5 separate regions of the Homo sapiens genome follow, and all the other regions are linked to region 1. Evidence: chromatin contacts called from ENCODE Hi-C or POLR2A ChIA-PET data. All regions are on one chromosome and are shown on one strand. The core of a region is the stretch at or near the end of the contact, and the rest is flanking DNA. Distances in the headings are between cores, read along the strand shown.

Region 1 (4,426 bases), core at 510-3,009:
TGCTCTGCAGGGAGCAGCACCTGTGCTGCCGCTATGCATGGCCGCTTCAATAAAAATTGCTGTCTTAACACCACCAGCTTGCCCTTGAATTCTTTCCAGGGTGAAGCCAAGAACCCTCCCGGGCTAAGCCCCGATTTTGGGTCTCACCTGCCCTGCATCAGCCTCATGAGCAAACGTGAAGGGGAAAGCCACTGCAGCCGTGGTGTGAGGGTGAGCAGTAGTAAACAGGGGTTCCAAGGCTTTTGCCACCTGCATGCCTAAGAAGGTTTGGTTTTGGCATGGGAACCTGAGCTGAACCTTGGGGGACAAGTGGGTTTTGTATTAAGAGGAAGAAGCAGAATGGCTAGAGGAGAGAGTTGGCTTAGCAAGTGCAAATCCTGACATTTTCCAGTTACATGACCTTGGGGAAATCACTTAACCTTTTAGGTTTATTTCCTTGTCTGTAAAATGCAGGCAAGAGTAATCTCTTCTTCATAGGGTACTTGGGGAAATTAAATGCTGCAATGTTTGTGGACAGGTAACACAGTACCTGAAATGACCATTAGTAAATATCATGTTGGGAGATGGTGAAGAGCAGGGCTGGAGTGAGGGGCTTAAGGAAGGTCACATGGAGGTGGGAATTCAGATTCAGAGGCCACCACAGCCAGCTTGTGGGGTGTGGCTCTTGTTCTGGAGCCTGGGTTGAGTTTTTTTGTGTTTACTGAGCAGCTAGTATGTGCAAGGCACATTCATTTAACCCCAGCGCTCCAAGAGACTAACTTCTGAGGCCCCTGCTGCAGGGAGCAGGGCTGTGGCAGGGGTAGATGGGAGCTTGGGAAGGGGTTGAGGGGGCTGGCCCAGGCTTCAGTGAAACCAGGTGTGAGGAGGTAAAGTGAGAATGAGGCTGATGGCTTGGGGTGGGTAGCAGTGAGGGCAGGTGCTTGGGCCAGGACTGGGATCCATGGGTGCTCCCATGGGCCTGCAGGGTAGACCCACTGGCAGGACTGACTAGGTCAATTTTAAGCCACAGGAGAAAGCCGGTGGGGGTGTTGGAGGAAGCAAGGGCTCCGTAAGGCCCTGACGGATAGAGTAACACAGGTGACATCACATCAGAAATGCCCCCTACCTGGCCCCAGACCAAGTCCCCAGAGTCTAAGGCCACGTGCAAAACTAGTATTTCATGAGGTTGACCAACAAGCTGCACCGCCTGCCGCATGAATCCCTGAGCTGCCAGGCTCAGGCCACTGCCCCCCAGCCCCCACCCCCATCCACCCCCTGGGAATCCCCACTTCTGTACAATCCTCCAGGCAAAGAGCGGCTCTGGCCTCCTCGGGCTCTGGAAACACCCTAGCGGGCATCGCTCCACTGGCTTCTCTGCCTGACTGCCCGCCCCTGCCCCTACCTCCTCCCCCGTCCCTCAGGCTGCACTCAGATGACGCCGTTCCTGGCTTCTGTCTAAACCTGGGTCAAGTTTAGACAAAGAGACTCCCTCATCCCCTTCCCAGCTTCGTTTTCCTCGGGATCACCTGTGACCTCCCATGTATTGTGTGATTGTAGATGACATCCGTCTCCCCTCCTGCAGTACTGAGGCCTTCCATCATCTCTTCTGTCCCCTTTGTATGGAAGCACCTAGAACAGGGCAGCACATGAGACCAGATGAATGAATGGATGAGCCAGTGAACAGGTGAATGTGTGGAGTTCAGTGGCCCGTCCAGATGACCAGGGCCGCATGGCTCACCCCAGAGATAAAGCCAGATGCACTGGAGCCCCCGGGTAGAAGCGAAGGTGGAGAGGAGCCAGCTGAGGACACCAGACCCCTCCCCTAGGAGAGGTCCCCAGTGGGGGAGGGAGGAGGGGAAGGAGGGGGAGCTGGACAGTCTTCTGAAGGAAGGGGTGAGGCACTGTGCCTCAGCTTTCAAAGGTCTGGCAGTTTCGAGGTGGTGGCAGTTTGGAAACTGGAAGCAAAAGCGATGTGGCCTCCAGTGAGTCCCCAGTCAAAGCCGGAGTCCTGCTGGCGCTGGGGCGGCAGCCAGCGGCGGGAGGCACAGTGTGATCTGTTCAATGGCTTCCTCTTTTCAGAGGCTGCTGGCTCACCCCGCGGGAATGAGGTGGCACTTCAGGACATGAGGCTTGGAGCTGGTGGCAGATTTCTTGGAACTGGCGGTGGGGAGATCTAAATTAAGAGCTTTCTATCACACCAAATAAATAGAAACTGAAATAGAGGACTGAAGGAATTAGGCAGAATGCCTTTATACACAACTTCTGAAAAATACCTAGAATGGTATTTATGCACTGAAGTCCCAAGGTATTTGCTGAAAACAATGACAGGTCTGTTTGACACAAAGGCACATGTTACAGAGAGCAAGCTTGTCTCTTTGAAAGTGCCTGCCACAGGAGCCCTGTAACCATACCAGCTGCTCGTTGTGGAGGCTGTCCTGGCAAGGCCAAGGGACCGGCCCCAGTCCTTCCTCTGGGAGGTAAGATGAGTCACCTCTGGCATGGAGGTGTCCTCCTGGTGGCTTCTTTTTGGGCACTCCTGAAACAGACCTGCTTTGCATTCACATGCACCCTCTCAGGCAGGGCCTGGCCAGAGGCAGGAAGGGGACTTCCTTGGTGTTTCGTAGCACAGGACCTGTTGTGGCAGGGACAGAGGTTCTGCTGGGAGTGGCCCCCAAGGAACCACTAAGAGGCTAATGCAATGACAGACTCGGCCTGTCTCTGGGCCAGAGACGCTGCAGAGAGCAGTGTCTCCTTTCCAGGATGGCAGAGAACCAGGCAAGGCCAGGCGGTGGCAAGGGAAGTGAGGACCCTAGCCAAAGAGCAATGGGAAGGAGCTCTCTCAGCAGAAATCATCCCAGCAGGGTTTGCTGAGTGCCTGAATCACCATTTCAAATGTGAAATGAGAAAGGTATCAAGCACCACCAGACCAGCACCACCAGACCAGCAGAACTCCAGGCTTTACCAGCTTTTCCAGGGAAGCAAAACAGCATTTGCCAATGACTGTGGTGTTAGTACTCCAACGATGGTTGATTTCAAGCTACCAGTGTCACCCCACTAAACACAGAGTTGGGAAGAGTTGCATTATACGGTATTTCCACCATACAGATACTATAGACCTCAATAATCCCAACATAATAAGTTGAGGTAATCAGGAGTACATTGGTTTTTGATATAAGTGTATACATGATTCAATTTTTTTTTTTGTTTTTTGAGACAGGGTCTCACTCTGTCCCCCAGGCTGGAGTGCAGTGGTGTGATTACAGCTCACTGTAGCCTCTCACACCCCAGACCTTCACCCATGCCCCAGAGAACAGCAAAACAGGTCCTTGCTAAGTACATGGTCCTACCTGCTAGAACCAGGAAACTTCAAGACAACTTAAAATACCCTGTGTATTGGTCCGTTCTCACGCTGCTATAAAGAACTACCTGAGACCGGCTAATTTATGAAGAAAAGAGGTTTAATTGACTCACAGATCCACAGGCTTAACAGGAAGCATGGCTGGGAGACTCAGGAAAATGTACAATCATGGAGGAAGGTGAAGGGGAAGCAAGCATGACTTACATGGGGGCAGGAGAGAGAGAGCCAAAGGGGAATGCCACACACTTCTAAACTATCAGATCTCATGAGGACTCACTATCATGAGATCAGCAAGGGGGAAATCCGCCCCCATGATCCAATCACCTCCCACCAGGCCCTTCCTCCTATTCGACGTGAGATTTGGGCAGGGACACGAATCCAAACCCTATCACCCTGCCAGCAATGTTCTAATTTATATTTCCTTGGTGATTGATTTTGAACAAATGTGGCTATCAAAATGCCTACAAACCATCTGGATACTTGCGAAGTGCCTATTCAAATCTCTTGCCTATTTCTAATATATTGTTATCTTTTTCTTACTGATTTGTAGTTATTTGTACATTCTGGAGGAGTCTTGTTGGAAGTGTGGATTACCAGCGTCTTCCACTTCATGGTTTGCCTTTTCACTCTCTCAACAGCAACTTAAGAGTTCTTAGTGCAGACCAAAATCCAGTTTATCAACATTTTATTCTTGGAGCTAGTGATTCCTTAAAATCTTTGCCTATTCCAGGGGCAGGAAGATTGTCTGTTTTCTTGTAGAAGCTGCATTATTTTGCTTTCCATATTGAGGACTGTGATCCATTGGGAATTGACATTTGTATATGCTGTGAGAGGTCAAGCTTCATTTATTTTCATATGGAGATCTTGTTTTTGTTTTTGTTTTGAGACAGGGTAACTCTGTCACCCAGGCTGGAGTGCAGTGGTGCAGTCTCGGCTCACTGCAACTTCTGCCTCTCAGGCTCAAGTGATCCTCCCACTTCAGCCTCCCAAGTAGCTGGGACCACAGGCATGTGCCACCGTGCCTAGCTAATTTTTGCATTTTTTGCAGATGGGGTTTCACTATGTTGTCCAGGCTTGTCTCAAACTCCT
Region 2 (4,426 bases), core at 642-3,141, 450 kb before region 1:
TTGGCCAAAAGATCATGAAAGTGTTTTCCCTGTAAATGTTGAAGAAACTAAGACACTATCTTACCTCTATCCTATGTGACTTTCTGTCAGAGATGTTCCATCAATCTGCTTAGGTGTGCACATTTTCACTTTCTCAACCTTAAAATCATGCAAATGATCCAACCAAGGCACAGACGGGGACACCGATGGGAGACAGGCCTTACCAAGATTAGCGGTGTCAATTAAGGCCAAACGGGTGCCCTCTGGTGCAGTGCCTGGCCCGCAGTAAGCGTGCTCTCCAACAAGCTCCCTCCAGCCCTGGTGGTGAGCATGACAGCAGCATGCTCTGAACCTCATGGAGAGTCCCAGCACGCCTTCTCCCCATCCCAAATTATTTCTAACACAGGTACGCCAGTGAGGTGTGTGTTTGCTGCCTGGGTGACATGAGCTACCATCGTCTACAAGTCTTTGTTTGGTCCTTATGGGAACAATGCATTCTGTGGCCATAGTAGGGAATGGAAGGGGCAAGGTCATTAAAGGAAAATCAGCATCCCATGTGCTAGCCCACTCTACAACTCAAATGAATTCAGAACCTCACAGCTGGGCCAGAACACCCCACGACCAGTGCTTCCCATTCAGGGTAGAGCATGGGAGAGAAGGAGAGCCCCGAAGCCAGCCTGGGGCACATGATGCCACTATTAGAAGGGTGTCCAACAGCACTGATATTTCTTATCTCTCGCCCCTTTGTCTAGGGCCTTGCACCCTGTGGCAGGAATCCTGGTAAAACATGGCCTTTCTTGGTCAAGTTGGAGGGGACCAGTTGTGAAAGAAAAAAGGAAGAGAGTGTAGGTGTGTGCCCAGGCAGGTGCCTCTTGGGAAAGCTGCCTGGACAGTGAGCTCTGCACGTGAGTCTCACCCAAGCTGCTGTGCCAAGTCCCCAGGAAGTGGGCACACCAAAGCCACCTGAGGTCATGGGGTTAGCACCTGCCCCAGGGCAGCCTCCCTCCAGCATTCCTGCAGCTCTCTGGACTTTGGCATCCTCTTTTGACCTCTGAACACTTCCCTTTCTTTTTAACTTTGTCATGTGCAGCCATCTACATTTCTGAAATATAGCCAGCATTTTAAACATTACAGAGGGAGACAGTTTTCTGAGTTCTCTAGACAGCCATGTTGCCAGAGATGATAGTGATGGGTAGTTTTATAAAAGGTTTTGAATCACTGCTCATTGGAGAGGGCATGAAGAAGCCAAAAGTGGACAAGGTTGAATCCTGAAGCAGCAAACGTTAGAAAGAGTCATATCTATGGAGGCTTCAGGTATCAGGGATGATTGTGGTCCAGGCATTGGGTCAAGGCAAGTCCCACATCAGATGGGGAAATTGAGGCTATAGCCCTGTACCCACTCAGACTCCTGAGTACCCCAGGTCGGGGGGATCTGAGGCAGTGGCTGGAGCCAGCAGCCTGCCCTCCAGCTAGACTGCATTTCTGCTCTTTCCTCTGCCCTTCCCTCTTTTAGTTTTCCGCTCTTCTTTCTCTTTTTCCATTCTCATCTTCTTCTCTGTCACATCTCAGACCTGCCCAAGGAGGGCTGGTAGCATCTGAAGCACTTGGGGTTGCAAAGGACCTGCCATGTGTGAGGGGTTGCCACAGGCCCCTACTCCACCACATCAAGGGCTTTGCTGTCCGCGAGGATGTTCTGAGACATGGGGCTCACCCTGCCTCCCTTGGGTCACACCTTTTGGTGCATGTCCATGACTTATTTGGTGCTCAGTTCGTGGTCAGGAATGCAGCCTCACAGTGACACATCGTTCTTGTGGAACAACATGATCTGATCTGTGATTCAGTTTCCAGGAGTTCCTGGAAAAAAAAGAAAAACAGGGACTGCGTGGAACTCTTCTTCTGGACTCCACCAGGGGCCCTGAGAGCACAGTTTTGACACAGGTGCAGTAAGTTCTTAGCAACTGAAGCCCTTACAAAGTAGCAAAGCATTCCATGCTGGGAAACTTCATTTTAAAAACATCTTGTTTGAGAAACGAGTTAGGAGTGTTCCCAACTTGGCTTCCAGCTAATGTAAACACTGAAAACAAATTAATCATTTGGAGAAAGAGAACAAGGAGTTTAATGTTTTGAAGTGTGGGAGCCAACATTTCCAGATGGACTCTTCATGTGTTGGGGTCAGAAAGGAAAGAGGACCAGCCTGGGCATTGGAGGATCTGGGTAGCCCTGGGCTCCGCTACTGGCCAGCTGAATGGCCTGGGGCAAAGGACCACTGCCTCTGTTTCTTCACCTGCAATAAGAGGAGTGAGGAACGCCCTCTGAAGTCCCTTCCACCCCAGTGAGCCAGCACTCTTGGCCTCAGCGTCCCTTCCCCTCCTGTAAGCGCTGCCTCTGGAGCTTACATTGCCTAGTGTGCACTTGGGAGAGTGAGCAAAGTATCTGGGTATATTTTCTCTTTTCATCTATTCTGCAGACAAGCCAAAAAAGGAAAAAAAGGAAAGAAAAAATCTCTCTGTATCACCACCACCCATTTCTTCGGGGCTTTCTAAATCTATCACAAAGTTGCCTGCTAACATCGCTTAGCCTGCTTGCTGCAACATTCTAGCAAATGAAAAGCTCTTCTCAGATGTTCTGCACTGCAGATATTTCAGGACCCATTTTAAATGGCTGCAAAGCAGCAGAAACTTGACAGAGAAATTCCCCCACGTGGGTAGGCATTTCCAAGAAACCTCAGTTTTCTCATCCAAGCTAAATCGCAATGTCATGCTCGTCTTCAGGGACCAAATACTTCCATCTCTCCATTTAATTCACTGTGCGTTCCTGCTGTATGCTTGAGGTGCTCTGATCTCTTTTATTTTCCACTTAATCTCTAAAATGAATGTCTGAGTCGTGACCACTGTGAAATCAGTTAATTGAGCCCTTACTGCAGTGTTCCCTGCCCCCACCAGGTTAGAAGCAATTCTGTTCCACACAGAATAAAGTAACCTGTAAATATTTGCAGGAATAAGAGCCTCGTTTTAAGAGAAAACCCACAAACTACAAAAATGAATCTTGAAGCCTAAGACCAGCCCTGCAAGGCAAGGCAAGGAAAACCTGGGTGGCCAAAGATCTGAGTTCAAATCCCGACTCACCACTCTACCAGCTTGCAGAACCATCACTGGAAAGACACCGTCGTGAAATACTGATTTCTCAGATGCCGTCTCCCCCAGAAAATTCCCTTCATGGAGCAGGGACTTTTCTAAACCAGAGGGTGGCCTGGGCGGGTCAGTTATGAGAAATTACCACTTTCTCTACTACCTCTTCTCTAAGACCTCACTTAACTGAATTTTCATCAGGAATGATATGGGCAAAATTAGAAGACTGATTTTCACTGAGTCCAGAAAGTGAGGGGCACCCCTCTGGTTTGTTACAGGCACCCAACGATCCCAGCTGAGTCCCCAATCTCTTTGAGAGGAGGGAGAGGAGAGGAAGGGGTCCTAGTGAACCCCTGTCAAGCTGGGAGCAGGCAGCCTCAGTGCTTGTGCTACTAAGGAAGAGCAGGAACTATTTTCTGGGCACACTAGGCAGACCCTCACCTGTCTCAGAATCCCCCGTCCTTATGGCAGAGAAGGTTCCCAGGGCTCCCACTGCTGAGCCTCACCCCAGACCCACCCCTAAGGTTTTCAGGGCCAGAACAAGAGCACAAATGGGGCCCCCAGGACATGCCTCTTCTCTCCCACCCTTATCTCCTGTCTCATCCAGTGAGGGTCATTGGTGACGTGTGTAGGTTCACCCCAACCAGCTCCCCAAGTCCCATCCCCAGCTCTGCAGCCCTGAGCCACCCTTCCATGACTCTAGCCAGCACAGGCCTTGGATCAGGGCCGTTGGAGGAGAGAGTTCCCAGGTCCCAGATACCTGGGGACCGGCTGGGGGTGAGGCAGGGGTTCTGGGTGGACTGGTCCCCTTGGCTTCTCAGACTCCTCACCCTGTGTAGGAAGGCCCATGTGGGTACCAGGGCAGGACACCCTGTCCCCTCCCTCCTCTCCAAGAAGCAACCTCTCTGCATCTTCTAGGACCTCCAATGGCAGAACAGGACAGCGCCATCACTGACATCCCCTGGAACTTTTCTTTGGGTGGGAAGGAAGCACAAGCATCATTGAGTACCCTGGCGCTGGGGTGCCAACTTCTTGGGCCAAAGGACAAGAAAATATCCTCTCATTATAGTCTCTTCCAGCAGAGAGAAGGAAGCATAAACAAAAGCAGCCTCCCCTCCCCAGAGAAGAGAGACAGGAGGCTTGGCCACGTAGAATGTGAATTTCTCTTCCATCCTCAAGTTTTGAGGACAGTGTCCCTGACAGAAGGCAAGCCAAGGGTCTGATCTCCAGCCACCGTCCAGCTCAGGCAGGCCGGGGAAAGGACAAAGATAAGAATCGCCCTTGTGTCCCATGCCAGCCCCAGCCGCTCCAGCTCCAGC
Region 3 (4,426 bases), core at 630-3,129, 420 kb before region 1:
AAGATACATAAGTTTTCTGCATAGATTTTTAAATTCTAGCCACCTTGCTAAACATTCTTAGTAATCCTAATAGTTGTACTACTCTTGTGGATTTTCTATGTACACAGTTATATTATCTGCAAATAATGAAAGTTTCATTTATTTTTGAATCAAATTATTGTATTTATCTTATTTTTACTGGCAAAGGCCTTTGGTAAAATACTGAATAGAAAAGGTGATAGCAAGCATTTACTGCATCTGTATTTAAAATCACTGGTCCTGACTTTAAACAATCCTAACTTTTGATCATCATCATCATCAAAAATAATGATTGTTTAGATTTTTGGTAGATACAGTTGGTCTCATATTCAAAGTTTATTAAGAAGTTTCATCATAAGTGGTTTTTGAATTTTATCAAATGAATTCTATGCACATATTTAAATGATCTTTCAATCTTTTAACATGATAAATTATATGATCAGTATTCTAAGGTTAAACCACCCTTGCATTCCTTGGAATAAACCCAACTTGATCATGGTGTCTTTTTTTCTAAACTGTTAGATTTGGTTTGCTAATATTTCTTCTAGGATTCTTGTAGCTACACAAGTGAATAATATGGGCTTGTGTTCTCCCTTTTTTTCTCTCTTTCTTGTACTATATTTATGACTTTATTATCAAGATTATTTGCCTTATAGAATGAGTTAGGAAATGATTCTTCTATTTCCTAGGAGAGTTTATGTAAAATTATCATGATTTCTTCCTAGAATATTTCATTGAACTCATCTTTAAGATTGTCTGGGCTTTGTAATTTCTTTATGGCAAGTTTTTAATCACTGGCTCAATTTCATAATTGGTTATAAGGTATCTCTGCTTTTTATTTTTACTTAAATAAGTATTGGTAATTTATATGATTTAGAAAATTGTCCATTTCGTCTATATTTTTAAGTTATTATAATCTCCTTTTGTGTTTTCAGTCTCTGCTGTTTCTAAAGTTATGTATACCTTTGAGTTCCCAATGCCATTTATTTTTGCCTTCTACACCTTTTACTTGGCCAGTCTGATCAGAGATTTGTCTATTTTACTAGACTTTTCAAAAAACAACTTTTGCCTTTATTGATTCTCACTGTGGTTGACTTGTTTTATATTTTATTAATTTATACAATGATCTTTGTTGCCTATTTCCCGTGAATTAATTCTGTTGTTCATTTCCTAATGTCTTCAGTTGAATATTCTAAACATTAATGTTCAGACTTTCTTGTTTTCTAATATATGCATTTAGGCATATAAATTTTTCTTACTTTCTATATGCCCTTTAATTTTTATATTTAGAATTTCAATATCACTCAGTCCTAAGTACTATCAAATTTCCATTATGGTTTCTTCTTTGACATTTAGAAGTGTGGTCATATATTCCAAAACGAGGTAATTTTTAAGTTCATCTTTTCTTATTGTTTTCCGTCCTGTGCATGCAAAGCTCACGATTATATCAATTCATACACAGAATCTGGAAATCCTCTTCTCCAGTTCTCTCCTCTGTGAGATCCACCCCTCCCCCCGGTCGGCCCCCACTTTCAGCTCCCGGGCCTCCTTTTCTGATACTTCTTTCTCTAAAGCCAAGACTTGCTCAGCATTTGAGCCACCTGGGCTGCTGCATTGTTTTACACAATCGGGGCCACTCTTAGGGTAAAGCAGTCAGAGGAAAGAGGAAAATGCAGCCACAAACTCTGGTCCCTGGAATTCCCCTTTCCCAATACTCGGTCCAAAAAGACAGGCTCTCTCTCAGTTTTTGGCACCTGTGTCACCGCTGCACTGCAGAGCAGCTGAGGACAAAGGCTGCACTCAGGGCTGGTGGGGAAGTCCTCACACTCAATTAACGGGGATTCCCACTCCCGTCTCTGACTCACAGCAGCACCTTTTCCTGGTCCTCCGGTTAGAAAGGCAGGGTTTCTCTCTGAGATTTTCTTGCCAGCACTTGTTCTGCATTGGGGCCCCAGTTCTACACTGGGGCCACTCTCAGGTTAAAGCCAGAAAATAAAAGAGGAAGGCAGAAAAATTTATCCTCAGACGATTCATTCCTCAAGTTTTGACTCCCTTCTCCAATCGTCCTGCTATTGTGAACTTTCTAGAGTCTTCAGGTGGTTTCATTTTGTACATTGTCCAGAGGCCTCAACTATACTTGGTGGGAAGGAATAGGCGTGTTATTCCCTCTTCACCAGCCCCAGAAGGCTCATCTCTTGCTTTTATTGAACTCAGGTTTAATTCAAATTATGAATTTTGTACTTTTCCAGCATTGTATTATATTTTAGCTGAGGGTCCTTCATCTGCAGACAGACATGACGCTGGAAGCAGTAATCTCCCACTTTCTTTTCTAATGACTCACAAGCAATCTTTTTATTTAACATTAATAATACATTTCAGACATGGCCAATGAACGATATTAAGCTGTTTCTGTATGGTTCTCTAAGTCTACTCTTTTCACTTAACCATAAGTACTTGCTGGGAACCTCCAATGTTGAAGCACTGTGCTAAATGCTAAGGAATATGGAAATAAGACCAATAGATCCTCAGGGCATTCACAATTCAGCAAGGAAAACAGACACATATAACTGCTGTAAAACACTCTGATAAGTGCTGTGATAGGTCACTGAAGTGTTATGGTGGCCTGGAACTCGATAGTTCCAGCAAGAGACTGGTTGGTCACAATGTGCTTTGGAAAGGAGACCACACATTAGTTAGCTCTTGAAAGATGAGCAGCATTTTACTATGGGAAGGGCATTCAAGATAAAGGAGAGGACAAGCACTGTCACAAAAATAGAAATGCAAATGGCAACTACCATTAACAACAATGCATTATATACCCAAAAATTGCTAAGAGTAGATTTTAAATGTTCTCACAACAAAAAAATAAGTGTGTGAGGTAATGGCTATGTTAATTAGCTAGACTTAGCCTTTTCACAACATACACGTATATCAAAATATCATGTACACCATCAATATGTATAATTTTTACTTGTCAAATACATAAAACGAAAGGTAAGACATTTTGTAATTTTCCAGCATTGTGTTATATCTTAGCTAAGGGTCCTTCATATGCAGACTGACATGATGATGGAAGCAGAAATCTCCCACTTTCTTTTCTAATGACTCACAAGCCATCTTTTTATTTAATAATAAATTCAGACATGGCCAACGAACAATATTAAGCTGTTTCTGTATAGTTCCCCAAGTCCACTCTTTTCACTTAGCAAGTACTTATTGGGAACCTCCAATATTGAAGCACTGTGCAAATGCTAAGGAATATGGAAATAAACAAGACAAATAGATCCTCAAGGCATTCACAATACAATAAGAAAAACAGACACCTATGACTGCATGCTCAAAGGAGATCAAGATCAGGTTTTCCACGTTTTGCTCTTCACCAAATGAAGCATCTCTTTTTCCAGAAAGTACTTTACTCACAAAATAACCTAGTTCTGGGAGCCTTTATGATGATGTCCCTGATATGGAACATAAACACCACACACACACACACACACACACAGAGATGTCATCTTGGCAGTTCTGCCTTGCTTATGAGGCTAACTCAGTTGGTTTTATTTTGCTACTTTTCCAAATTCAGTAAAACATCACAGTTTTAAAGACTGGACTGGGACCTAAGTCAATACGTAAGACAGGAATTTTTCTGAAGAAAATTATCAATTTACCCCAGAAATACTTTTTAATATTTTACTGATAGGCAAACATTAATATTCTTTTTTATCCTTTTTTAAATGAGTTCTGATATAAAAATGAATAAAAATTGGAAAAGCATCCATGAGCATTTACTTAAATCTTACTTATTACATAAATTAAATACTCCTCTTCAAATGGCACTACGGAAAGGTATTTTCCTCTCCCTATAGAAGTCAGTAAGTGTATTGAGTTTGCTGCCATAACAAAGTACCACAGACTGAGTGGCTTAAACATCAGAAATTTATTTTCTCACAAGGCTGGATGGTAGATGTCTGAGAACAAAATGTGAACAGGGCTGGTTCTTCTGAGACCCCTCTCCTTGGCTTGTAGATGGCCATCTCCTCCCTCTGTTCACATAATCTTTCCTCTGTGTGTGTCTGTGTCCTAATTTCCTCTTCTTATAAGGACATCAATTATATTGGACTAGGGCCCACCAGTATGACCTTATTTTAATTTGATTAACTCTTTAAAGATCCCATCTCAAACATGTCACATTCTGAAATACCGGAGATTAGGACTTCAGCATATGAATGTGGGGGTGGGGGTGCACAATTCAGCCCATAATAGTACACTTAAGACAACCTACACAAACCAAGCCAATATTATTAATATTTCCCCCAACAAACAGACCCACCACATATTTTGGATCACTTTGTTTTATTGATTAAATAAAACCATGATATATTCATATAATGGAATAGTATAATTGCCATAA
Region 4 (4,426 bases), core at 1,144-3,643, 350 kb before region 1:
CATCTTCCGGGAGGTAAGGAACGGATGGAGGCACCACTTCTCACCATACCGTGCCCTTCAGTTCTACACAGTTCTTCAACTACATGCATCTCTTACTTTGATAAAATGTTTAAAAAATGCATCAGGGGATCTTTCACATACTGTGACCCTAAAGAGAGGAATGTGTGAAAAAACTGATCATGGTACCTATGGAGATGGAGCCTGAATAATTAAACAACAGGGATTTGTGAGCACCTAATGTGTACTCTACTGTGTACTAGGTATTATGCATGGGGTACACTGTGGGTAGTATCTGGTAGAATCTTTGGTTTTTTGGTTTTTTGAGATGGAGTCTTGCTGTGTCACCAGCCTGGAGTGCAGTGGCACGATCTCAGCTCACTGCAACCTCTGCTTCCCGGGTTCAAGCGACCCTCCTGTCTCAGCCTCCCAAGTAGCTGGGACGACAGGGCATGCACCACCACACCCAGCTAATTTTTTGTATTTTTAGTAGAGACAGGGTTTCACCATGTTGGCCAGGATGGTCTCGATCTCTTGATCTCGTGATCCGCCTGCCTCGGCCTCCTGAGTTGCTGGGATTACAGGCATGAGCCACCACGCCTGACCAGTATCTGGTAGTATCTTACTATCTTACCAGATTCTACCTAATCTAAGAGCCCTGGACCTTGGACTCTGGGGTCTGTTGATCCCATGAACAGTCATACCTCCCACTTGGTGAGACCCAGAGCTTCAGTAGCAGAGCCCTGGACTGCAATAGGCCTGGAGCCCATAGGAACTGGGAATCAGGAAACATCAGGATGGGTTGGTGTCATCAGAAGAAACTGTTTCTTGGAGGGCTGGGCCTGAGCTGGCCTTGAAGACTTGGAGGCCCTTGGATGAGTGGAAGTCAGGGAGGGTAGAGCCTCATGAGAACCGTGGTGTCTGGACACTGTGGAGACCGGCTGGGGACTCCCCAAGGATGGGATCTGCTCGGCACAGGGAGGAAGCCACAAACCGAAACTTGCTGTGCTTAGCTGAGGTTGCTGGGCACTCAGGCGTTGCTCAGACTCATTCAGAGCCAGAATTTAGACTTCATGCTCTGTGAGCAGGTCTCAGGGAGAGGGTTGAGAAGGAGCTCCCAGTCACTTCAAATCTTCCTCTGAGATAGCTTGTCTATCATCGATTCAATCAACAAAGGCTCTTTGAGCTCCTCCCATGTGTGAGCAGAACATCCCGGAAGCCTCCCCTAGGGTTCATGTTCCAGGAAGGGGACTGGGAATAAATCCAGGCGTTTATGCCAGAGGGGATGGTGGGTGCTTTGAGGAAAAGTAAAGCAGGTGAGGGAAGAGAGTGCCCTGCTTTGATGGGTGGTATGGTTTGGCTGTGTCCCCACCCAAATCTCTTTTTTTCTTTCTTTCTTCTTTTTTTTCTTTTCTTTTCTTTTCTTTTTTTTTTTTTTTTTTTTTTTTTTTTTTTTTTTTGAGAGGGAGTCTTGCTCTGTCTCCCAGGCTGGAGTGCAGTGGCGTGATCTCGGCTCACTGCAACCTCCACCTACTGGGTTGAAGTGATCTCCTGCTTCAGCCTCCCGAGTAGCTGGGACTACAGGCGCCTGCCACCATGCCAGACTAATTTTTATATTTTATGCCAGACTAATTTATATACTAATGGGATTTAGTACAGATGGGGTTTCACCATGTTGGCCAGGCTGGTCTCAAACTTCTGACCTCAAGTGATCTGCCCTCCTCAGCCTCCCAAAGTGCTGGGATTACACGAGTGAGCCACCGTGCCTGTCCCCACATCTCACCTTGAATTGTAGTCCCTATAATCCCCATGTGTCATGGGAGGGACCAGGTGGAGATAATTGAATCATGGGGGGCAGTTTCCCCCATCCTGTTCTCGCGATAGTGCGTTTCTCATGAGATCTGATGGTTTTATAAGGAGCTTCTCCCCCTTTTGCTCTGTGCTTCTCCTTGCTGCTGCCATGTGAAGAAGGATGCATATGCTTCTCCTTCCACCATGATTGCAAGTTTCCTGAGGCCTCCTCAGCCCTGTGGAACTGTGAGTCAATCAAATCTCTTTCCATTGTAAATTACCCAGTCTCAGGTATGTCCTTATAGCAGTGTGAGAATGAACTAATACAATGGGAGAATCAACAAACAACCAAGAGAACAACATTTGAACAAGAGGGAGTGGCTGCCGGGTGTGCCTTTCCTCTTCTTACCTGTGGTGCCATTGTTGGTCCATCTCCACAGAACCATCTGAGGCTCCGCAGTTTATCCATCCCCAACTGTAATAACACTAATAACAGCCCCTCTACCACGAGCAACCACGGCAGATGTTTGCTCCCATTTGTAAAAGTTCTGGCTCAGCTGCCTCGCTCTGCTTGCTACAGGCATTTATCAGCTGTTCACTAAGCTGGATGGGGCAGTCTGCAAAGATAGATGTGGACACGTGGTGACCTCCTTACAGATCAGCTGCCGAGACACACATATCAGAGTTCTGAGAACACGCACGTTCAAGAGCGTGCGGAACGCACTGTACTCCGCAAATCCTTCCTGGGGCCTCACCTCGCTATATAAGGCTCTTCAGCTTCACACACATATAGACACACAGAGTCATCAGCACGGGTTTGGTATTGCTATCTTTGGAAACAACCCACATCTTTGAGTCCCATCCAGAGCCATGTCCACCTGTGGTTATCTTTTGGCAGCATGTTAGCCTTTTAAAGGCACCCACATTGTTCACGCCACTCAAGCTGAAGGAATTCAGGCATGTCGCCTTGGAGCTGGGAAAATGATACTCCCCATTTAGGGACTGTGGAGATAAGAGGGAGTTCAGAGTTCAGCTCAACTTGCTGAGATTTTGCAGCAGTGGCTCTTAAACTTTGGTGTGCTGAAAAATTAAGTAGTTGTGTGCTGAAAATGAAGATCTGGAGGTCCAGCCACTCAGATATTTAGACTCATGCAGTCAGTCTGAAGAGGAAGCTGGAATTCTGCAATTGACAGGCCCCTGGGGGCTTCAGGTGCTGACGGGCCACAAAGCACACTTTGAGAAACTGTTTGACTGTTGTACAGCCACAAACCAGTGTTGAAGGCAAGTTTTTGGAGATGCCACCTCCTTGGTAGCAAGTAATCAGCTGTGAAGAACACAGAACAGCTTCCTCTTAAAACAAAAGTGCAAGACCCTCCAAAGGTTAAGCAGGGAAGAGGGCTAGGAGATGCTGCGGAATGGGAGCAGGGGCTCCAGTCATCTTCAGGGCTCTCAGCATTTAACCTCCAAGCTTCACCTTCCCCTTGGAGTTCTGCTTGTTGTTGCTGTTGTTGTTGTTTTTAACTCTGATTTCTACCATGCCCATCAAAATTCCAATCGCCTTATCCCGAGTATAACTAAAATTAGCTGACATTTGCAAAAAAAAGTAATAAAGCAAAAGATGGAGAAAACTAAGGGGAATCATGATTGAAACTATAAATAGCAACAATATCCAAGTCTCCAAAATGTAGGTTTCTACTGCTAAGATGCCCGCTCACCAGCAGTGAGTGGGTGTCCCTCCGTTCACCTCCACCTCCAGGGTCCTTGACTCCTAGACTTCTGCTGGCATACTTCCCCCTGCACCTACCGGCCCAACACAACCGTTGCCTTCTCTGAGAACCAAAGCAGAAAACAGAAAATACGGTTTCCTATCCCACGCGGCTAGGATGACTCCACCAGCTCTGGTCCTGAGGCGCTCCCATCTCTCTGGCTCCAAGCTCTGCCTCTGGCCTCTGAGGCATTCACACACATCCCTTTCAGTACACACTTCGTGTGGCACTTCATGGGCACGCAGGATACACAAGCCATAATAACCCATGCACAGAACAGCTTGTGTGAGTGTAGCCTGCGGAGCGTCTGTGGCATACTGTGAGATGTACTATACCAAATGTGGCAAACACTTGTGACCAGCCCCTTGGGTGTATGTCCAGTTAGAAATGTAAAGCAATTCTGGGCAACATAGCAAGAGCCCATCTCTATAACAAACAAAATAAAAAGTTAGCTGGGGCCGGGCGTGGTGTCTCATGCCTGTAATCCCAGCACTTTGGGAGGCTGAGGCAGGCGGATCATGAGATCGGGAGATCAAGACCATCCTGGCTAACACGGTGAAACCCCGTCTCTACTAAAAATGCAAAAAATTAGCCAGGCGTGGTGGCGGGCGCCTGTAATCCCAGCTACTCAGGAGGCTGAGGCAGGAGAAAGGCGTGAACCCGGGAGGCGGAGCTTGCAGTGAGCCAAGATCGCGCCACTGCACTCCAGCCTGGGCAACACAGCAAGACTCCGTCTCAAAAAAAAAAAAAAGTTAGCTGGGCACGGTGGTGCATACCTGTGGTCCCAGCTATTTGGCAGAGGTGGAAGGATCGCTTGAGGCCAGGAGTTCGGGGCTGCAGTGAGCTATGATCTGCTACTGTACTTCAGCCTA
Region 5 (4,426 bases), core at 1,287-3,786, 310 kb before region 1:
GCAAACAAAACCGAGCTGGGGAGAAAGACCACAATTAGTGAATACGCACGTGGGAGCCCTCCCTGGACAAGCTCCTCATCTGAATTCTTCAAGACTACAGAAGATGTTAAGTAGCTGTCATTACATAATCAGTGGGAGATGCCTTCAGAAACATCCGCCTACAGAAAGAGGTAGCCCGTCTCTCCAGCACCCACATTCCTGGGCGAGGGTGACACTCCAGTCAGAAGGTAAGAATCCCATGTAAGCGCTCTGTGAAGAGCAAACCACCACTCAATTGGAATACAGTAGCAGTCCTGGAGGAATCCAGGACTCCAAGCGCACTGAGCCCTGTAGATCTCACCCAGCGGTGAGCGCTGGAGCCCCTGCTGGGAGGACCCATCGTGCCAAAGGCCTCTGAGCGCAGAGCTGCCCAGACTGGCCAGGGACAAGACCTGGAGCTGCTGGGAAGCACAAAAGCTCATCCAATTTACTTCTCCCAGAAATATCTTATCTACCTGAAGTGAACAGTTAAATCCCATGATTAGGTCCCTTGTTTCAGCTTCATCATCCATCCAAATCCACGGCCCATTGTAATGCAAATCATGTATAGTCTAATGCAAACAAACAGACTTTTATCCTAAGACATTTTTGTCCTTATATTTGATACAAGGAGAGGATGATACTTTAGGAATAACAGGCTAATACTGAGAGAACCCAGGCTCGATGTAGTCACCTAATATTATCAACAAAGTCAACAGAATAAAGAAGAAGAAAAAAGCAGCAATTATTTCCTTACTGCTTTCAAAATGTGGGTTACAACCTATTACATTTCAAAAGCTTCCCCGATAATATCCCTGTTTTATTTATAAACTTAAGAGCTGATTTCTGTCACCCTCATCTCTTCCTATCTACATCAAACCTCTGAAGGCTAAAAATGTAACAGACTTTCCTTGGAGTGGGAGCAAAGGGTGGGGACTGGCCCCTGGATGCGTGATCACAAGGGTCTAATGACCATGCCTGTTCAAAAACAGACCCTTACCACAGTTATTCCTCCAGGCAGTCTCCCTGAGGTTGTACAGAGAAATTCTACTGAAAACCCATCCTTATAAAACATTTAAATATCATATAGTTTATCAAGGCAAAGCAAACTACCGAAAAACTCCCTCACACCTGTAATCCCAGCACTTTGGGAGGCCAAGGCAGATGGATCACAAGGTCAGGAGACTGAGACCATCCTGCCTAACATGGTGAAACCCCATCTCTACTAAAAATACACAAAAAAAATTAGCCGGGCGTGGTGGCGGGCGCCAGTAGTCCCAGCTACTCTGGAGGCTGAGGCAGGCGAATGGCGTGAACCCAGGAGGCGGAGCTTGCAGTGAGCCGAGATCGCGCCACTGCACTCCAGCCTGGGCGACAGAGCGAGACTCCGCCTCAAAAAAAAAAAAAAAAAAAAAAACTTCCCACAACAAACCTCAAAACTCTTAAATAGATGCAGGGACTGTGCGGTATGCAAAACCAACTAGTAAAGGAATGTTAACACCTAGTCCCAGACTCCAAAAATAAAAGTCAGCTGGAAAGCAATGCTGTTTAGCCCTCCACGGAGAACACTGTCCACCTCATTTCCCTGCATTGTTTGCTGTATTTACGTAGAAAAAGAAGTTCCATTCAGGCTGTGGACTCCGCTGTTTAGCCGCATATTATATTTATCGGACACTTTCTACATACTAGGCATTGTGCTTTCTGCGGACATTACCTCACTGAGGCATGCACAGCATCTCCTAAGTGGACACTATAGGTATCTCCATTGTACAAAGCGGACAGTAATCCTTGCGCAAGTTGAGCAGCGTACCCAGGGTCACGAAGCCAATGAGAGGAGCAGTGGGATCTGAACCTCTTTGGGATTCTAGAGAGGGAAACTGTAACTACTATACAGAGCTGGTGGCTGGTGCCCTGGGAAACCCTTCACCGGCTTACAAGACCAGATGAGACTGAGATATAAAGGAACTAATTCCATTCCCACTGTTGGGAAATAACATGTGCCATTCTCATGGGACATCTGAGAGCTATTAATGAATAGGATGTTACACTGACCCATCTCCACAAGGGAAGACAACAAAAAGGAACAAACTGTGTAAGTTTTATATACTTACATCTGGCAATTTCTGCCTTTCCCGGAGGCTTGTTTATAACATTTTGTAATGCACCATAAATTGAAAATTTTAATTATCCATTACTCTATGTAAACTTTGGTAATCAAACTCCATTTCAAGATGTTCTTGGGGCTGGGTGAAGTAGCTCACGCCTGTAATCCCAGCACTTTGGGAGGCCGAGGCAGGTGGATAGCTTGAAGTCGGGAGTTCAAGACCAGCCTGGCCAACATTGCGAAACCCCCTCTCTATCAAAAATACTATTAGCTGGGTGTGGTGGTGTGCACCTGTAATCCCAGCTACTTGAAAGGCTGAGGCACGAGAATCGCTTGAATCTGGGAAATGGAGGTTGCAGTGAGCCGAGATCACACCCCTGCACACCAACCTGGGAGACAAAGCAAGACTGTCTCCAAAAAAAAAAAAAAAAAAAGTCCTTGGATTCAGACTTCCGTCATATTAGCCACACGCCTCTTCTTGCCAGAGTCCTGCCTGGCTGCAGGTTCAGAATGGCCCGCAAAGTTTCAGAAAACAGAGCTCCAGGCCCCACCCCAACTCTGAATCTAAAATCCTGCTAGTGTGATGGTCATCCGTGGTTTTATAAAGTTCTACAGATGAGTTTAGTGTGCAGCAAGGCTGGACAGTCATTTTAAATTGATGAGTACCGATTGAGCAGTTTGCGATCACTAGAGTTCATTAGTCATTTCTTTCCTGGATTTGCGGGCAATGGAAGTGGGAGTGGTGCCTGAAGTGAGCTCCTCCCCACCTCGTGGCATCACCTCTTCAGCAGAACAAGGCTTGTCTGTGATGTACATAAAAACGCTCTTTCTCATGCTATTTCACTGCATTCCGCTTTTCCGCTTTAAATCTTTACAGACGTGAGCCACCACGCCCAGCCTATTTATGTTTGAGAGGCCCAGGCTGGAGGATCACTTGAGGCCAGCAGTTTGAGGAGCGCCTGAGCAACTCAGCAAAACCCCGTATTAAAAACAGCCAGGCATGGTGGTGTGCACAGGTAGTCCCAGCTACTTGGGAGGCTGAGATGGGAGGATCACCTAGCCCAGTTGTTTAAGGCTGCAGTGAGCTGCAATCACACCACCAAACTCCAGCTTGCGTGACAAAGCCAGACACCGTCTCTAAAATTAAAGAAGTAACATTAAAAAAAACTTAGCCGTTTCATGCCACTAGAGGTATTTTCTTTCATTTCAGAGGGAGTTAACAAACCCCACCCCAGCAGTGCCCTTCTCTGCAGTCTTTCTGTCCAACAGTGAGTGGATGATGATTCCAAATTCATCCTCCCAGGGTCTCTTTTAAGCAACTCAACACTTTCTGCTGGCCACACTCAGGCTCAGGCCCGTCCTCTTGCCTGGGTGTTCATTAACAACTCCCTGCCCGGCACACCTGCTTGGCTGCTTCCTGGCCACCCTAGTGCAGAACTACCACACACACCCAGTGCCTGCCACTTTATTTTGCCCTTGGCTCTGAATCTCCCGTGACTGCAGTTTCAGATATGGAATTCAGGGGCAAGTACACTGACTAATGAATGAGTATATAATGGAAGCAAAACTTTACAAGAATAAAGAAAAAAATTCCCAAAGTAGCAATTTTAGAAATTTAATCGGGAAGATTATCAAATAGCTGGTCTTTCAGACAGATGAAACATTAAGCACTTATACCTACACGGCCTTTCTCTAGCTATGAGAACTCGGCCAACCACACCCATGCCAGCATCGCCCGGCCTCCCATGCGAACAGAGCTGGGCTCCACTTGTCTTGTCCACTTGTTTCCTCTGTCCTGCATCATGAACTTTTGCCACCACTTTGCCTGACCCAAACTTAATGCACTTTATTAATAGTCAACATGACTCAGGCTCTAGTACTGTGCTCCTTCAGGACCCAGCTGGGACTGAACCAGGCTACCTGGTAAAAGCGAAGGGAAGCCGGTTTAAGACTTGTCTCTGCCTCCTCTATGCTTTGAAGAAGGATTCACAGGTTTTGCTGGGGATGACAGGAAATTCAACTGAAATGGAAATTTACCCACATTAATTCCACACCTGATAACAGGGACATACCCTAAAGATGGGAAATTATGGGGAAAAATTTTCAGGTACAGCAGCTGCATACTGGAAGAGAGACCTGTAGCATTCTAGTTGTGTTTCAAATCAGCGTCCAGTTGGAGAAACACTTTGTCTCCTAAGATTTAAAGTAGGAAATTAGAAATAAATACTGACAAATACCTGACAGTCTCAGTGTTAAGGTAGTGTTATTTTTTTTAAAGTTCTGATGCAAGAACACCCACTGAGA

Evidence for each region. A loop is a pair of places that touch in the nucleus more often than their neighbours do. ChIA-PET counts read pairs that join two places held with the same protein, here RNA polymerase II (POLR2A). Pooled maps may share reads with other maps.
Region 2: a pooled map shows a loop between it and region 1 (2.7-fold over the local background). The contact joins the enhancer-like site here to the promoter of DSCR9 in region 1. A Hi-C loop is called at or near these places in 1 of 37 single-sample maps with no recorded cell type and 5 of 50 pooled maps. POLR2A ChIA-PET finds 5 or more read pairs at or near these places in 1 of 52 experiments (MCF 10A).
Region 3: a map with no recorded cell type shows a loop between it and region 1 (7-fold over the local background). The contact joins the enhancer-like site here to the promoter of DSCR9 in region 1. A Hi-C loop is called at or near these places in 2 of 37 single-sample maps with no recorded cell type and 2 of 50 pooled maps. POLR2A ChIA-PET finds 5 or more read pairs at or near these places in 2 of 52 experiments (AG04450 and B cell).
Region 4: a loop to region 1 is called in a pooled map, with 5 times the contacts of the local background. The contact joins the enhancer-like site here to the promoter of DSCR9 in region 1. A Hi-C loop is called at or near these places in 4 of 168 maps with a recorded cell type or tissue (gastrocnemius medialis, heart left ventricle and right cardiac atrium), 19 of 37 single-sample maps with no recorded cell type and 13 of 50 pooled maps. POLR2A ChIA-PET finds 5 or more read pairs at or near these places in 7 of 52 experiments (AG04449, Caco-2, HEK293 and 4 more).
Region 5: a map of endothelial cell of hepatic sinusoid shows a loop between it and region 1 (3-fold over the local background). The contact joins the promoter of KCNJ6-AS1 here to the promoter of DSCR9 in region 1. A Hi-C loop is called at or near these places in 1 of 168 maps with a recorded cell type or tissue (endothelial cell of hepatic sinusoid), 1 of 37 single-sample maps with no recorded cell type and 3 of 50 pooled maps. POLR2A ChIA-PET finds 5 or more read pairs at or near these places in 2 of 52 experiments (A673 and activated CD4-positive, alpha-beta T cell).

The regions. Positions count from the first base shown.
Region 1 is chr21:37,205,836-37,210,261 of GRCh38, reverse strand. DSCR9 (Down syndrome critical region 9) reads right to left here and starts at 1,759. Exons shown (of 3, transcript NR_026719.2): 1 at 1,718-1,759; 2 at 1,506-1,608. RefSeq lists enhancers at 1,771-1,960, 2,259-3,095.
Region 2 is chr21:37,656,601-37,661,026 of GRCh38, reverse strand. All of the region lies in intron 3 of KCNJ6 (potassium inwardly rectifying channel subfamily J member 6), which reads left to right. All of the region lies in intron 1 of KCNJ6-AS1 (KCNJ6 antisense RNA 1), which reads right to left. Among named protein-coding and RNA genes, the nearest start is that of KCNJ6-AS1, 140 kb to the right of the region's middle. Within about 2 kb of position 1,891, at least 10 of the 41 ENCODE cell types and tissues checked have a DNase peak (open chromatin) inside an H3K27ac peak, as active enhancers do.
Region 3 is chr21:37,629,229-37,633,654 of GRCh38, reverse strand. All of the region lies in intron 3 of KCNJ6 (potassium inwardly rectifying channel subfamily J member 6), which reads left to right. All of the region lies in intron 1 of KCNJ6-AS1 (KCNJ6 antisense RNA 1), which reads right to left. Among named protein-coding and RNA genes, the nearest start is that of KCNJ6-AS1, 110 kb to the right of the region's middle. Within about 2 kb of position 1,879, at least 3 of the 41 ENCODE cell types and tissues checked have a DNase peak (open chromatin) inside an H3K27ac peak, as active enhancers do.
Region 4 is chr21:37,554,121-37,558,546 of GRCh38, reverse strand. All of the region lies in intron 1 of KCNJ6-AS1 (KCNJ6 antisense RNA 1), which reads right to left. Among named protein-coding and RNA genes, the nearest start is that of KCNJ6-AS1, 38 kb to the right of the region's middle. RefSeq lists enhancers at 828-1,007, 1,218-1,277. Within about 2 kb of position 2,393, at least 4 of the 41 ENCODE cell types and tissues checked have a DNase peak (open chromatin) inside an H3K27ac peak, as active enhancers do; they include gastrocnemius medialis, where a contact is called at or near this core.
Region 5 is chr21:37,516,746-37,521,171 of GRCh38, reverse strand. KCNJ6-AS1 (KCNJ6 antisense RNA 1) reads right to left here and starts at 2,536. Exons shown (of 8, transcript NR_183540.1): 1 at 2,130-2,536. It overlaps DYRK1A (dual specificity tyrosine phosphorylation regulated kinase 1A), which reads right to left. Exons shown (of 12, transcript NM_001347721.2): 12 at 1-4,426.